2 separate regions of the Homo sapiens genome follow, and region 2 is linked to region 1. A link is a loop called in an ENCODE intact Hi-C map of the cell type or tissue named here. Cell type or tissue: dorsolateral prefrontal cortex. All regions are shown on one strand. Links, peaks and the distances in the headings refer to the core of each region. The heading gives the core; the rest is flanking DNA. Region 1 has its middle 50 kb from the start of AHNAK. Region 2 has its middle 25 kb from the start of SCGB1A1.

Evidence for each region. Hi-C counts contacts between places; a loop is a spot of excess contacts. Peaks named below come from ENCODE experiments on the same cell type or tissue, not always from the same donor. Only the 100,000 strongest peaks of a DNase experiment are listed, where the experiment ranks them.
Region 2: it touches region 1 in a loop (2.2-fold over the local background); 22 of 110 quality-filtered maps call a loop at or near these places.

The regions. Positions count from the first base shown.
Region 1 is chr11:62,492,944-62,501,294 of GRCh38, reverse strand. It overlaps a transcript of AHNAK not described here. Among named protein-coding and RNA genes, the nearest start is that of AHNAK, 50 kb to the left of the region's middle. In dorsolateral prefrontal cortex, for the core only: CTCF peaks have their summits at 3,799 and 4,006; a DNase peak (open chromatin) is centred at 4,014.
Region 2 is chr11:62,439,532-62,447,882 of GRCh38, reverse strand. It overlaps a transcript of AHNAK not described here. Among named protein-coding and RNA genes, the nearest start is that of SCGB1A1, 25 kb to the right of the region's middle. RefSeq lists a silencer at 2,272-2,566 and an enhancer at 3,107-3,166. In dorsolateral prefrontal cortex, for the core only: no CTCF peak of the experiment used is centred there; DNase peaks (open chromatin) are centred at 3,182, 3,532 and 4,300; H3K4me3 peaks cover 1,543 bases; H3K27ac peaks cover 1,912 bases.

The DNA of each region.
Region 1 (8,351 bases), core at 1,400-6,399:
GCCTGGCAGGCAAAGTTCTTCTAGAATGTAGAATTTGAGGCATTGAGACTGGAAATCCCTTTGAAAGGCAGGGATAAAATTGTTTTTTTTTTTTGGATGGGGTCTCACTCTGACCCCCAGGCTGGAAAGCAGTGGTGCCATCTGCCACTCCACCTTCTGGGCTCAAGAAATCCTCCCACCTCAACCTCCCAAGTGCCACCACGCCTGACTAATTTGTTTTGTGTTTTTGATTTTTTTTTGTAGAGATGGTGTTTCACTATGTTGCCCAGGCTGGTCTCGAACTCTTGGGTTCAAGCAATTCTCCCATCTCAGCCTCCCAAAGTGTTAGGATTACAGATGTGAGCCACTGTGCCTGGCCAGAATTGTATGTTTTAATGTGATACAGTATGTCTGAGCAATGTCCACATCCAGTTGTCAAGGGGGAAAAAACTTGATAGTGAGCATTCCCAGCTCAACGCTGCCTTGTTCAAAACTCAGCTGACATAGAGGCTTCTGCTGGTTCCCTGTCCACACAGAGTAAGCTCTTCCCAGCCAAAGGGGAGATGAAAGGATTATTTACTATGTAAAGTGGTGAGGCAGAAATCTCCCAGTTTGTTCACTTAGCTCAAAGTGGGAGAAAAAAAATGATGTTGAGGCGGTTCTATAGCTCGATTTCTGGTATGATCAACTGGGAGCAGCAATTTAAAACCCACTTGGATTTTTTAAGTCACTGGGGAGGTTCGGAGCCACATACCACGCCCTGTGTGTCATCATCGGGCTCTCTGAGGGACAGCACGTAGGTTTGGGAGGAACAGGTTCAAACCTGACTCTGATCGTTAACGAAGGTAGTGTTCTGTAGCACACATGACTCTCTGGGCCAATCAGATTACCCCAGCCTTCTAGCACCTGTGTGAACTGACATAGCTGGGAAGCTGGCTAGGCTGGGCTCAGGTGGGGCAGCCAGGTACCTTTATAGTATGATTTGAAGGCCTCAGGTGAGGCTGCCCTAGCCTGAAATATCTCCCCTACTGGCTTGTCAAGGATGTCTGAATTTCGCTACTATTGAGTCATTCCTTTGCGTTTACTACGGTCCTCGTTTTGTGAGTGCAGATTGATCTGGAATACAGGATCCTTAACCTTCCCATCTTAATTGCGTGGATACAACTAGACTATGTTTAATCTCTTGGGTAAGCCACAAACTAAGTTCCACTTTTTCATGCCAGGCCTGTCTTGAGGCATTTCACCTGCCCTCTTCTCTATTCTGTTCAGCTTAGACAAGAAGCAAGCTGGAGCCAGGTAGTCTGGTGTGGGGGACAGAGGAGCAGAGGACTGGAAAGTGAGGGCACCCAGGAGCAGCAGGCTCTCCTTCCTGGCTTCTGGCTTTCCAGCACAGAAAAGCTTGGCTGAGCCTTGGTCTGGTGTCAGATGACGCCTGAAGGGAGATGTGATCTCCCCATTTTGGCCCAGATGGAGCACAGTTAGCTCTTACATGGACTTCCTTCCACTTACTCACTTTCCCTTTACCAGCTATCCTCTGTCCTCCTACTGCTGCACTCTCAGCCATCATCATTCTACGTGGCCTCATGCCAGAAGGGAAGTCTCATTGGCATCCCAGAGGAGCCAGGAGCTCCTAAGCCCCACCAGCACTCGGCCACACCCCTTTCCCCTTTGTGGCTTGGTTCACAGTCTCCAGGAGATGGAGGAGTGGCTAGGAGCTGCGCAGCTGCCGACAGCTCAACTTGTGCGGCTGGTTTTTTGTTTTTTTGAGATGGAGTCTTGCTCTGTTGCCCAGGCTGGAGTGCTGTGGTGCGATCTTGGCTCACTACAACCTCCGCCTCCCGGGTTCAAGCGATTCTCTTGCCTCAGTCTCCCGAATAGCTGAGATTACAGGCACACGATACCATGCCCAGTTAATTTTTTTGTATTTTTAGTAGAGACTGGGTTTCGCCATGTTGGTCAGGCTGGTCTCGAACTCCCGACCTCAGGTGATCCACCCGCCTCGGCCTCCCAAAGTGCTGGGATTACAGGCATAAGCCACTGCGCCTGGCAGGTTTGAACAGATACAGAGGATGTTTAGTGAGAGGCCAGTCGGATGCTATGGGTCTGCACTAAAGCCTTAAACCCTTTCTATCTTTTCCTCTTTCCCAGGCCTAGAAGACATGGTCAGAGTTCATCTACGTCATGCCCCTGCCTCCGGGCATATTTTATCTCCCCATGCCCATGCCTGTCTTCCAGAGACCACTCCCACCAAAGGAAGTGGGAGAAGCGAGGCGGAAGAGAGGCCATAAAGTCCGCTGGAATATAGGCTCCATGAAGGCAGGGATTTTTAATATATCCCCAGAGTCTAGAACAGTGCCTGGCCCACAGTAGATGCTCAATAAATATTTGTTGAATAATGAACCTCCCCTTGTTGAAGTAATCACAGCTGGTAAAGTACTTTCAATCCTAATGAATATTCTGTTGGACAGGTGGAAATTTTTAGAGCCAACATTTCCAAAGATCTATTTATTTTGTTTTTTGTTTTTATTTTATTTTTTTTAGAGAAGGGCCTTGCTCTGTCACTCAGGCTGGAGTGCACTGGCATGATCACAGCTCACTGCAACCTTGAACTCCTGGACTCAAGAGATCCTCCCACCTCAGCTTTCTGAGTAGCTCTTACTAAAGGCACAGCTTCCATGCCCAGCTAATAAAAAAAAATTTCTTTTTTTTTTTTTTTTAGAGTGAGTCTGGGTTCACTATGTTGCTCACGTGCTGCTCTCAAACTTCTGGCCTCAAGCGATCCTCCCACCTTGGCCTTCTAAAGCACTGGGATTATAGGCATGAGCCACTATGTCTGGCCCCAAAGATTCAATTTTTAATTACACCATATAGTGTAATTATAATTACACTATATAGTGTAATTATAATTACATTTAGTGTAATCTTAGTATGCCATTCATTTTGTAAAAAATTAAAACAATACAAGAGAAATTCCCCTTGTTCCAAACACACTTGCGTGCTCCTTCTTAGTGATAACCATTAGCTTCATCTTGGCATGTGCCCTGTAGACTTTGCTCAATGCATTTGGACAAGTCTGTATGTTAACATAGAAGCCTAGAGTTTTGTGGGTTAGCAACGACACAACAACCACAACAACAAAACCCATAAAACCATAAATAAGATTGGACTGTGCTGTTTTGCAGTTTCCTTTTTCCCCTCTTAACGTTTTGGAGATGTTCCATGTAGGTGAAAACAGACCTACCTCGTTCTTTTCATTGTGAAATATTGTGCAGCATAGATATATTGCATATTTGACAATTCCTCTATTGATGGACTTTTAAGTCATTTCCAGTGTTTACTTTTTTTTTTTTTGAGATGAAGTCTCCCCTCTGTCACCCAGGCTGGAGTGCAGTGGCTCAGTCTCGGCTCACTGCAACCTCTGCTTCCCAGGTTCAAGCGATTCTCCTGCCTCAGCCTCCTGAGTAGCTGGGATTACAGGGGCGTGCCACCACGCCTGGCAAAATTGTTTTGTATTTTTACTAGAGATGGAGTTTCGTCATTTTGGCCCAGCTGGTCTTGAACTCCTCACCTCAGGTTATCTGCCTGCCTCAGCCTCCCGAAGTGCTGGGATTACAGGTGTGAACCACCGCGCCTGGCCTATTACCAGTTTCTATGATCTTGTTAGAATAAAAATTTCAGCTCTCTCTTGGACAGGAAATTGTGAGTGATTCACACTAGTAACATAATCAGATATGTCGTAATGATGCTATTTAATGCTATGTCTTCTGTTACTTAGTAACTGTTTTACATAAAGGGCGTAATCATGTCTCCACCTTTTTTGATAGGAATGGTTGTGTATCACTTTTCTCCACCCATTTCACCATGACTTTTAGATATGAAATGGGAGAGTCTGGGGCCTTGGAGGGCCTCAGGGGAGTGACCTCCCCCTTCCCTTCCTTATCCTCTGTTTTCTTGAGTGGCTTCAAGGAGTTGTTTGGTGCCATAGCCTGCCCTTCTGCCACATCCTTTCCTGCCACATAGTGGTCATGTCCTGGAATGACGAGATGACAATGCCAATCATTCAGTCCCAGGCTGCATGGTGCACTGGCCTTTGGATTCCTCCTTTGATCAGCTCAGAACACTTTAGCAGTTGTTGGTTTTGACCTGTGCTTGGCTTTGATGATATCAGGCCCATCTTCAAACCTTTTCCTTGTACCTCAGGAATGATACCGCAGTCTGGATCCAGCCTTAATCTTTTCAAGGCCCACGCATCACTCAGTATAATATTTTCCACAGATAAGTACATTTTAAAAGGAAAAGCTTTAAGAACACTTTATATTTTATACCATTTAATTCCTTGGCAATTTTCTTCTCCCACCCACACCTTAATGTCATTTGCTCTTCTATTTTTCTCAACCTCTGTTTTCTTTTCTTTCTTTCTTTCCTTCCTTCCTTCCCTCCCTCCCTTCTTCCTTCCTTTTCCTTCCTTTCTTCCTTCCTTCCTTTCTTTCTTCTTTTTCTTTCTTTCTTTCTTTCTTGAGATGGAGTCTCCCTCCCTCTGCTGCTCAGGCTGGAGTGCAGTGATGCGATCTCGGCTCACTGCAACTGCCGCCTCCCGGGTTCAAGCAATTCTCCTGCCTCAGCCTACCGAGTAGCTGGGACTACAGGCACGCGCCACCACGCCCGGCTAACTTTTGTACTTTTAGTAGAGACAGGGTTTCACTATGTTGATCAGGCTGGTCTCGAACTCCTGACCTTGTGATCTGCCCGCCTCGGCCTCCCAAAGTGCTGGGATTACAGGTGTGAGCCACCGCTCCCGGCCAACCTGCTTTCAAGATTACATCAGAGTGGTGGCTGTGGAAGAATTTTTCTCCCTGAGAATTTTCTCTAGGCATAGTTCTTTGTTACTAACAAGATTTTCCTTCTCCCTGCTTGATGATTTCCGTACAGTTTAGACTCATAGAGTATCTTAATATTAATCTCTAGTGATTGAATTGCAACAGCACCTAGGATGGCTAGATTTCATAATGGCTTTTTCCTGAAGTTCACTTTTCAGAGGGAGCCTAGGACTTTTAAGGCAGTGTGACTTGTTTTAATGGTTTCAGATTAATTTTGTATTTGTATCAGAAAACCATTTACTTAATGATTTGATTGTTTCATTTTCTAAAGTGAATAGTAACTGAACTCGTTTCCTACTCCTTTATTTAGTCCAGCTACTATAGAATCTTTGTTTTGCTTGCTTTTAGTAATATTAACGTTATTTCTTTCTTTCTTCTTTTTTTTTTTTTGAGACAGGATCTGGCTCTGTCACCCATGCTGGAGTGCAGTGGCGCAATCTTGGCTCACTGCAGCCTCCGCCTCCTGGGATCAAGTGATCCTCCTGCTACAGCCTCCTGAGTAGCTGGGATTACAGGCATATACCACCATGCCTGGCTAATTTTTCTATTTTTAGTAGAGACGAGGTTTCATCATGTTGGCCAGGCTGGTCTCGAACTTCTGGCCTCAAATAATTCAACCGCCTTGGCTTCCCAAAGTTCTGGGATTACAGGCATGAGCCACTGCGCCTGGCATATTACTGCTATTTTTTTTTTTTTTTTTTGAGACGGAGTCTCGCTCTGTCCCCATGCTGGAGTGCAGTGGCGTGATCTCGGCTCACTGCAACCTCTGCCTCCCAGGTTCAAGTGATTCTCCTACCTCAGCTTCCCAAGTAGCTGGGACTACAGGTGCATGCCTTCATGCCCAGCTAATGTTTTTTTTTTTGTATTTTTAGAAGAGACTGGGTTTCACCACGTTGGCCAGGCTGGTCTCGATCTCCTGACCTCGTAATCTGCCTGCCTCGGCCTCCCAAAGTGCTGGGATTATAGGCATGAGTCACTGTCCCCGGCCTATTACTGTTATTTCTAAAGCACTCTAGTTTTGGCAATGAATTACAACAGGACACTGTGAGGTAATCTACATGTTTAGGTGAAAGCCATGCTTTCTATAGGATAACTTCTTATCTTGAATATACTGGCAACTTTGGCTTGGATTTTTTTTCCTTCTTTCATATTTCCTAATATATGCTATGAAACATGAATGGATGGTTTAGTGTTTAGAGTGTGGGTTTATGAACCAGGTAGTTTGGATTCAAATCTCAGCTCTGCCACTTTCTTTTTTTTTGCCCGGGTTGGGGGAGGTGGTCTCACTCTGTCACCTAGGCTAGAGTGCAGTGGTGTGATCACAGCTCACTGTAGCCTTGACTTCCCTGAGATCAGGTGATTGTCCCACCTCAGCCTCCTGAGTAGCTGGGACCACAGGCGTGTACCACCATGCCTGGCTACTTTTTTTTTTTTTTTTGAGATGGAGTTTCATTCTTGTTGCCCAGATTGGAGTGCAATGGCTCAATCTTGGCTCACTGCAACCTCCGCCTTCTGGGTTCAAGCGATTCTCGTGCCTCAGCCTCCTGAGTAGCTGAGATTACAGGCGCCCGCCATCACGCCATGCTAATTTTTGTATTTTAGTAGAGACCATGTTGGTCAGGCTGGTCTTGAACTCCTGACTTCAGGTGATCCACCTGCTTTGGCCTCCTAAAGTGCTGGGATTATAGGCGTGAGCCACTGCGCCCGGCGGTCCTGGCTAATTTTTGAATTCTTTGTGGAGACAAGGTTTCGCCATGTTGCCCAGGCTGATTTTGAACTCCTGGGCTCAAGCCATTTGCCTACCTTGGCCTCTCGAAGTGCTGGGATTACAGGTGTGAGCCATTGTGCCTGACCAGCTCTGGCTCTTTCTAGCTGTACCATCTAGGGCAAGTTATTTAAGCTCTCTGTACTTCAGTTTCTTCTTGTGTAAAACGGGGTAGTAGTAGTACTTGTCTCCAGAGTTGATGTAAGGAGTTGACATAAGGGTAAAAATCGTTTGGCATGTGGTAAGCGCCAATGTGTTTGCCATTATTATTCAATCTTTGTTTCTAAATTAAAAAAAAATTCCTTCCTTCTGTGGTTATTTGGACTTATTCTGAGTTTCATTTTATAACTAGAAACTGAACAATTGAAATAAAAAGAAGAGTCATCACATGCTGAATTTCTCAACCAAACTTTTTCTGGGAAAGACAGGATTGTTTTTGTAAAATAATTTATATCTGATTATTATTAGAATTTTAAAAATTTGTGAAGAAAGAAGAATCAGTGAGATGGGATTAATCTATGTGCAGTTTTTAAGAACCTTGGAAATTTTCATGCCATCGATTGTTAGAGAAATGCAAATATCATTCAGTTGAAAGACTCTTACACCATTCATTCATTTATTCACCACTCATTCATTCATTTATTCACCACTCATTCATTCTTTCATCACTCATCATTCATCTATCCAAGCCACAAACATTTCCAGAATGCCTGGGACACTGCTAAGCTCTCGGAGACAAAGACAAATAATTTATTGTCTCAGCATCTAGAAAACTCTAATGAAGAATTTGCTTCATTATGGGGAGGAAAAATTTAAGTGGCCCCAACAGTCCTCCTGAAAGCTCGGAACAGGGAAGATAGTTCACCTGTAAGAAGGAAGGATGAATAAGAAATTTCACCATTTGGCCCGGCCAGGTGGGTCACACCTGTAATCCTAACACTTTGGGAGGTGGAGATGGGAGGATCACTTGAGCCCAGGAGTTCAAGACCAGCCTGGTCAACATAGTGGGACCCCCCCCATCTCTTAAAAAATAAAAAAAAGGCTGGGCACGGTGGCTCACGCCTGTAATCCTAGCACTTTGGGAGGCCGAGGTGAGTGGATAACCTGAGGTCAGGAGTTTGAGACCAGCTTGGCCAAGATAGTGAAACCCCGTCTCTACTAAAAATAAGCTTAGCCACACACTTAGCTGGTGTGGTGGCACATGCCTATAATCCCAGCTACTTGGGAGGCTGAGGCAGGAGAATTGCTTGAACCCGGGAGGCAGAGGTTGCAGTGAGATTGTGCCACTGCACTCCAGCCTGGGCAACAGAGCGAGAGTCTGTCAAAAAAAAAAAAAAAAAAGAAAGAAAGAAAGAAAACAGGCCGAGCATGATGTCTTACACTTGTAATCCCAGCACTTTGTGAGGCTGAGGTGGGTGGATCATCTGAGGTCAGGAGTTCGAGACCAGCCTGGCCAACATGGTGAAACCCTGTCTCTACTAAAAATACTAAAAATTAGCTGGGCATGGTGACACACGCCTGTAATCCCAGCTACTTGGGAGGCTGAGGCAGGAGAATCCCTTGAACCTGGGAGGCTGGAGGTTGTGGTGAGCTGAGATCTGGCCACTGCCCTCCAGCCTGGGACACACAGTGAGACTCTGTCTCAAAAAAAAAAAAAAAAAAGAAAAGAAAAGAAAACAGTAGAAAGAAAATAAAAAAGAAATTTAATCTGTTTGAAACTGAAGGTCCCG
Region 2 (8,351 bases), core at 1,120-6,119, 53 kb after region 1:
TATTGTTTCTCTCCCCCACTAGAGTGTCAACTCTACCATACCTATTGGAACATAGAAGGTGCTGACAGGTATTCACTGAGTTGACAAACAGGTAGATGATGAGGGCATGAACTTCAGAGGTCCACGGGGGCAGAGGGCCAGGAGAACACTGAGATTCAAGAGGTGGGCAGAGGGGCTGTCAAGCGGACTTGATAAGGAGGGACAGAGGGAGGAGGCAGTAACCGAGGGAGGAGGGCTATGTCAGCTTGGGAGGCTTTTCACTGTGGGTAACAGCAAAGTTGTCCAGGTGATTAGATGAAAGGGTTGATTTTTCTCACAGTCTGGGTGTTCAGCAGCAAAGCTCTGTGTCAGTGTCACCGAGGCCCTCTTGCCTTTCTCCTAGCCTTGGGCATTACATCCTCACATGATGCGTTCAAAGGCAGGAGATAGCAACAGCGTGGAACAGACGTTCTCCTCATGCCTCTTTTATTGGTGGGATGTGGGGTGGTGATGATGGAGGGATCGTCCCCAGAAGATTCCTGCTAATCTCCCCCTAGATCCCACTGGGCAGAAGGACACATGCTTGCTTTGGACCAGGGGCTGTGCCTGTCTTGGTGAAATCAAAAAATCTCTTTCCTGTCCTTGAACAAACAGGATTCTTCCAGCCAAGGGGAGGGAAATGCCTTTTGAGTAAGGAGGGAATAGCGCTTGCCATTAGCACATTTCATAAGGAAGAGTTTTTCTGCTGGGTTAATTGATGCAGGGAGGTCGAGTGGGATGGGTGCTGAGAAGTAGCCCCTAGATGTGACACTTAGTGGACTATGTGTGGCCCTTGAGAGGGCTGTTTCCATAGAACGGCTGGGCTTGATTGCACATTTTGGCAGGGGAGGGGGTGCTTAGGAATTACTGGGAGAAGTTTAGGAGATTAAGGGGGACTACCAGGAAGCCTAGTGTTGAAGGTAAGAGGAGAGGTGGCACCATCACTGGGTGCAGGAGGCAGACATAGGGAGATCTTTTCAGTTTGGGGGAGACTTGATGTTTATAGGCTGAGCAAAAGGAGCTGGTGAGAGAGAGGGTAAAGATTTTGAAGCAAGATGGGATAATGGATCCCCACGTCCTGAAGGAGGCATGGAGGTGGCATCGAGTGCCCAGGAGGTGGTGGTTGTCACTGGATCAAGCAGGAAGGCTTTTCTGAGAAGATTCTGGTGCCTTTTGAGACAGGAGGGCAGGAAGGTGGATGACAAAACATGAAGATGCCCGGCCAGGACAGATCCCCCTCATTTTCCTTTGTGTGACAGTGGGCTCATTTAGAGATTGAATCCATGACCTTCACCTCTCCTGCATCTTTGTTTTAATCATCTGATATAATAGACTCTTTAGAAAACCCCAGTCCACATCTGCGTGGTTGTGCCCTGGGAAGTCCCGGGACAAAGCTCACTCCTTGGGTTTTCTTGTTTGGACGAACGGAACCACCCAGTATATAGTCATGGGTGTGGCTATTATGGGATGCAATCCAGAGGGAGCAGGTCACTTAACAAACAGCACAGAGCCACCAGATCCTGCAGAGTCAGGTGGGGAGCCAGGTGGAGGGGGAGAGCCCTGAGCTGGGAAGAGAGGACTTGAGTTTCAGGTTCCAGGTTCAGGTCCTGGTCAAGCACTTACAGGCTAGGCTTCTTTGGCGCCCTCCGAGCCTGTGACCTCATCTGCAGAGGGGTGGGTTGGCAGCTCTTCTTCTCCCTTCCCTGCCCATAGTTATAAAATGTGCTGACTCCTTGTAGGAAATTAATGAAATGCCTTCCTGCCCCTCCTGCATCCCTCCCTGGGGAGCCTGCCCCTGCTCTGTACCACCCAGAATAGGATGATATTTTTGTTTTGGTTTGCTTGTTTGTTTGTTTTGAGACAGTGTCTTGCTCTGTTGCCCAGGCTGGAGTGCAGTGGTGTGATCTTGCAACCTCCGCCTCCTGGGTTCAAGTGATTCTCCTGCCTCAGCCTCCTGAGTAGTTGGGACTACAGGCACCCGCTACCACGCCCAGCTAACTTTGTATTTTTAGTAGAGACAGGATTTCACTATGTTGGCCAGGTTGGTCGGGAACTCCTAACCTCAGGTGATTTGGCTGCCTCAGCCTCCCAAAGTGCTGGAATTATAGGCATGAACCACTGCGCCCGGACTGTTTTTTGGTGTTTTGAGACAGGGTCTTGCTCTGTTGCCCAGGCTGGAGTGCAGAGGTACAATCGTGGGTCACTATAGCCTTGACCTTCCGTGCTCAAGTGATCCTCCCCATTCAGCCTCCCAAAGTGCTGGGATTACAGGCCTGAGCCACTGTGCCTGGCCAGGATGTTGTTTTTCTTCACCATTACCCCTGTTCTCTCACTTCTGGCATCTTTCCTCCTTTGTTTTGGGGAATGATGGCATGGGGCCCAGGGAGTAGGATTGGGAGCCAAACCTTTCTCCTTTATTTATTCAAATCGTAGCTATGGATGCAGCAAAAAGCAAACAGAAGTTTGACTAGATATATGAGCTCAGTATTCCACAACATTTAAAGCTGGTGTGTACTTACGTAGGAGGCTTAAAACATAACATTAGGTTAAAATGAATAATAGCCCCAACAGAAAAAAAAATAGTGCATTCTAAAGAAGTTCTTAGCGGGAATGTTCAGAAGCTTGGTTGGTTTGATTGACAATAGCTCTGTATGTCTCCTTCTCGGTAGCTCCTTAATGCAGATCTCTGTTGCTCCCTGACTTCTCCACTGGGTCACGTGTGGCCAGGTGTCATGAGCATAATATCCCTATCATCGCTGTCTGGCAGGGTGAGAGTTCAGAAGGAGTCATATTTGCTTTTAGGTCACCCTCTTTATTTATCCAGCACGTGGGGTAGGACTGTGACCGAAGGAGGGCTCCATGCACGTCTCCTGTGTTGTTGGAGGAGGTAGTGTTGGTAATGGGCGAGGAACAGAGTCGTTTGGTCCCAGCAAAGCTGCTTCCATCAGATCGGTCCTGCCCCTTGGCTGGGCTGCCTGGACTTCACTTCATCATCTCTAAAATGAGATTAAAGATTGTTTCTCCCTCATGGGAAGGCTCCGGGATTCAGTGAGCTTATGCCTGTTTAGGAAAGTGTCTGGCACAGGGTCACTGCCCTTGTGCCATCACATCTGCCCAGATGAAATCAGGTAATCAGCTGACGCACCCGGAGTGCCCATCGCGCATGCGTGCTGTGCCCCATGGGAAAGGGGCGTCAGATGTGACTCTGCCCTCAAGGAATCCGCATCTAGCAGGAGAAAGAAAACCGGACACTTTGGAGATAAATAGAGAGCTAGAAGGCCAGCGGGACCCCCGCTTCCCCACGGCGCGGACATCCTGGAGGGCGAGCAGCTGCCGGGCGGGGCACGCTGTCAGCCAACCCTGCCTAATCTCCTGGCAGACAGAGCTGAGAGAAAGCAGAATCTGGTATTCATTGTGCGGTTGTTTCTAATTTCCTTCTGCTTTCGAGATCCTCTTCTAAGGGAGAACAATGCCCTGAATGATGGGGCACAAGCTTCCTTGGCTGGGCACCCACCCAGCTGTGGCAGAGGCCGGGCACTCACAGGGCCGGTGGTGTTTGATTCTGGCCTCTGAGAAGCTCCTCCGACAGTGGGTTTTGGTGGCTGGTTTGAGTCCCAGCCCATAGAACAAGTCCCCCCAGGCTCACTTATGAGTATTATCTTTAAAATTTCCCTATCTGCCAAAGAAGAACGCCTTTTGTGTTATCGCCAGGGTTGTTACGAGGCCGGGTGGGTGGAGGGGGCACTGAACCTCAGAACTCTCTGTAGGATCCACATCTGGAGCCAAGAGGCCGCTCTGTGCCACCACACTCCCCGGAGTGTCCATCGTGCATTGGAGGGGGACGGTGTTGGCCTCAAGTGCTGCCCTCGCAGCTCCCGTTCACAGACCATGACTGAGAGGACTCTCAGCAGAGGACCCTGGGGTGACATTTCTACTGCTGGTGCCTCATAAGGCTGGCCAGGGGCAGGAGGCCCAGGGCTGAGTCCAAGGAATGGGGTGGGGTTTCCTCATTCCTTGCTGTCTTCATACTTGGCCTTCTATTTGTAGATTTCAGTAATTTATCAGCCTTTCTAGGTTCCTCTTTCATCACCAGAAGCAGAATGAACCTAACATGAGAAACCCACATGCATAAAGGGCTGAGAGAGGCTGAGGGGCATTTGATGATGACTTTCAAGTCTATGGGGCTGTATCGAGGAAGATGCTATGGCAGTGGCAGGTGAGAGGGTGAGTGAGGGGCTGCACAGCCCCAAGAGGCCCTGGCAGGGTTAGCTGTCTTCAAGATGAGCAAGACCCAGCCGGGCGCGGTGGCTCAAGCCTGTAATCCTAGAACTTGGGGAGGCCGAGGCAGGCAGATCACCTGAGGTTGGGAGTTCGAGACCAGCCTGACCAACATGGAGAAACCCCATCTCTACTAAAAATACAAAATAAGCCAGGCGTGGTGGTGCATGCCTGTAATCCTAGCTACTCAGGAGGCTGAGGCAGGAGAATCGCTTGAACCCTGGAGGCGGAGGTTGCGGTGAGCTGAGATCGCACCATTGCACTCCAGCCTGGGCAATAACAGCGAAACTCTGTCTCAAAAAAAAAAAAAAGGCCGGGTGCAGTGGCTCACACCTGTAATCCCAGCACTTTGGGAGGCCGAGGCAGGTGGATCATGAAGCCAGGAGTTCGAGACAAGCCTGGCCAATATGGTGAAACCCCATCACTACTAAAAAATACAAAAATTAGCCGGGAGTGAAGTGGTGGCATGTGCCTGTAGTCCCAGCTACTTGGGAGGCTGAGGCAGGAGAATCGCTGCAATCTGGGAGGCGGAGGTTGCAGTGAGCCAAGATCACGCCACCGCACTCCAGCCTGGGTGACAGAGCGAGACTCTGTCTCAAAAAAAAAAGAAAGATGTGCAAGACTCGAGCCAGGTCTCCCAGGCTTAGGTCACCCAGGTGCATCCTCATCCACATGCCATTCTCACTACAATTTGTTTAATATTTTCCTTTTTTTTTTGAGATGGAGTCTTGCTCTGTCTTGCCCAGGCTGGAGTGCAGTGGCACAATCTCGGCTTACTGCAACCTCTGCCTCCTGGGTCAAGCAATTCTCCTGTCTCAGCCTCCCAAGTAGCTGGGACTACAGGTGTGCGCCACCACACCCGGTTAATTTTGTATTCTTAGTACAGATGGGTTTCGCCATGTTGGCCAGGCTGGTCTGGAACTCCTGACCTCAGGTGATCCGCCTGCCTTGGCCTCTCAAAGTGCTGGGATTACACGCGTGAGCCACTGCACCTGGGCAAATATTTTTCTCTAAATAGATTTATTGATTATTTATTTTTGAGATAGGATCTCACTCTGTCACCCAGGCTGGAGTGCAGTGGCACAATCACGGCTCACCACAGCCTTGACTTCCCGGCCTCAGGTGATCCTCCTGTCTCAGTCTCCTAAGTAGCTGGGACTACAGGCACATACCACCATGCCTGGCTAATTTTTGTATTTTTCATAGAGATAGGATTTTGCCATGCTGCCCAAGATGGTCTTGAACTCCTGGGCTCAAGCAATCTGCCCGCTTCAGCCTCCCACAAAGCGCTGGGATTACAGGTGTGAGCTGCTGTGCCCGGCCCTAAAGAGATTTATTTTGAAAACCTTAATCATTTAATTAAAAAGAAACATTTATGTCACTACTGTAAATGAAACCCAGCATTTTGCTGACAGACATTGAAATAAGTACAGACGGAACTGTTAAAACTACTCATTCTGTCCCTTTGATATAATCTTGAACACCACCCATTGCTTTGTATAAGGTCTCAGTGTATAAATCTTTCTGTATGATGGCAGCTCCATGTGTGTCTGATGGAGATGTTGCAGGGGAGCTTGATGTTGTCAAGGAGTAGGGTGATTTGCGCCGACTTGTGACCCCACCAAAGATGCTGGGGGTGACAGCCCTGCTGCCTGACCAAGGGCTTGCTGGCCCCATATTAGCATCTCTAACAGGGGAGGACGACAGTGGCTGCTTCAGAGGGCTCGGTGAGGGTGAACTGAGCTCCTGGAGGATTTATTTATTTATGTATTTATTTATTTTTGAGGCTAGGCTCGGTGGCACATGCCTGTAATCCCAGCATTTTGGGAGGCCGAGGTGGGTGGATTACTTGAGGTCGGGAATTTGAAACCAGCCTGGCCAACATGGTGAAACCCCATCTCTACTGAAAATACAAAAGTTAGCTGGGCGTGATGGCATGCTCTTGTAATCCCAGCTACTCGGGAGGCTAAGGCAGGAGAATTGCTTGAACCCAGGAGGTTTAGGTTGCAGTGAGCCAAGATCGTGCCACTGCACTCCAGCCTGGGTGGCAGAGTGAGACACCATCTCAAACAAAAATAAAATAATATAAAATATAAAATAAAATATTTATTTTTGAGACAGGTTCTGACTCTGTCACGTAGGTTGGAGGGCAGTGGCTCCATCACAGGTCACTGCAGCCTCTACTTCCTGGGCTCAAGTGATCCTCCTGCCTCAGCCTCCTGAGTAGCTGGGATCACAGGTGTACACGGTACCATGCCAGGCTAATTTTAAAAATTTTCTGTAGAGGCCGGACGTGGTGGCTCACACCTGTAATCCCAGCACTTTGGGAGGCCAAGGTGGGCAGATCACTTGAGGTCAGGAGTTCGAGACTAGCCTGGCCAACATGATGAACCCTCATCTCTACTAAAAATACAAAAATTTAGCCGGGCGTGGTGGCACACACTTGTAATCCCAGCTACTCAGGAGACTGAGGCAGGAGAATTGCTTGAACTCAGGAGGCGGAGGTTGCAGTGAGCTGAGATGATGCCACTGCACTCCAGCCTGGGCAACAGAGTGAAACTCTTGTCTCAAAAAAAAAAAAAATTATACAGACGGGTATCTCTATGTTGTCCAGGCTAGTCTTGAACTCCTGAGCTCAAGAGATCCACCTGTCTTCGCCTCACAAAGTGCTGGGATTACAGGCATGAGCCACTGTGCCCAGCCACCCTATAGTATTTATAAAGTGTTTAGAAATAGTGTCTGGCACATAGTAAGCACTTAGCAGATGTGAACCCCCACTATAACTTGGGAGATTTTGGCTGAGGGCCCTCAACTGTCCTGGGGATCTGCCTTTGTGGAGACGGGGCTGGGATGGACGCTGCCAGGCTCCCTCTGGCTCTCTGCAGATCTCTGTTGTTCCCTGACTTCTCCATTTGGTCAGGTGTGGCCAGGCAGCATAAGCATCATTTCCCCCCTGATTATAGGGTTAAACTAAGAAGTGATCATGACAGGCGTCATCATGAAATATCCCCACTGCAATCGGTGGCCATCTCTGTCCACTAGAGGCTCAGAAACGGGCTCCCAGGGATGGACACTGGCGTGCACTCCTGGGGGCTTGTGGGATCTGTGTCTGCCGTTCCCTCTGGCCAGCCACGGGTTGTTTCTGGAATGGGGCTCGTGGCTGGGAGGGAGGAAGGAGCTGTGGGAAGCAATCCCAGGTTCCTTGGTGGGATTGGAAACTCTGCCTCAAGCCCTGGAATTTTGACTTCCTGTTTGGCCTGGCACTTGTTCCCTAACATTTTCGGCTCTGACACATCCTCTCCCTCCCCCTCTCAGTGTCGTTTCCTCATCGTAAAATGAGGGGGTTGCACTAGATCATATCTAAGGCCCCTGTGAGCTTGAGAAAGCCACGATTCTACCTCCCGGCCACCCCCTCACTTTTCCCTCAGGGCCCTTGATTGGCAGTGAGTGGAGAGGTGGGAAGAAGGAGAGAAATCGCAATAGCTGTGCATCAGGCCACACGCAGGATGGCCCCGTGGCAAGGAACTGTCCAGTCCAAAATGTGAATAGTGCCAAGGTGGAGAAACCCTGTTTTAGGGAAGGAAAGACAGAAGAGAGGAGAGACTTAAAAGACAAATGCGGCCGGGCACAGTGGCTCACGCCTACAATCCTAGCACTGTGGGAGGCGGAGGCGGGCGGATCACTGGAGGTCAGGAGATCGAGACCAGCCTGGCTAACATGGCAAAACCTCATCTCCACTAAAAATACAAGAATTAGTCAGGTGTGGTGGTGGGTGCCTATAGTCCCACCTACTCGGGAGGCTGAGGCAGGAAAATCACTTGAACCCGGGAGGCGGAGGTTGCAGTGAGCTGAGATCGCGCCACTACACTCCAGCCTGGATGCTAGTGTGAGACTCCATCTCAAAAAAAAAAAAAAAAAAAATCACACAAAAATCCAAAACAAACCAAAAAGAAAGACAGATGCACACATGCACTACAAATAATAAATGGTTAGACAAATGATAATGAAAAGGAACATTTAGGGATAAACAAAATGCATAGGAAAAGGGTTTATGA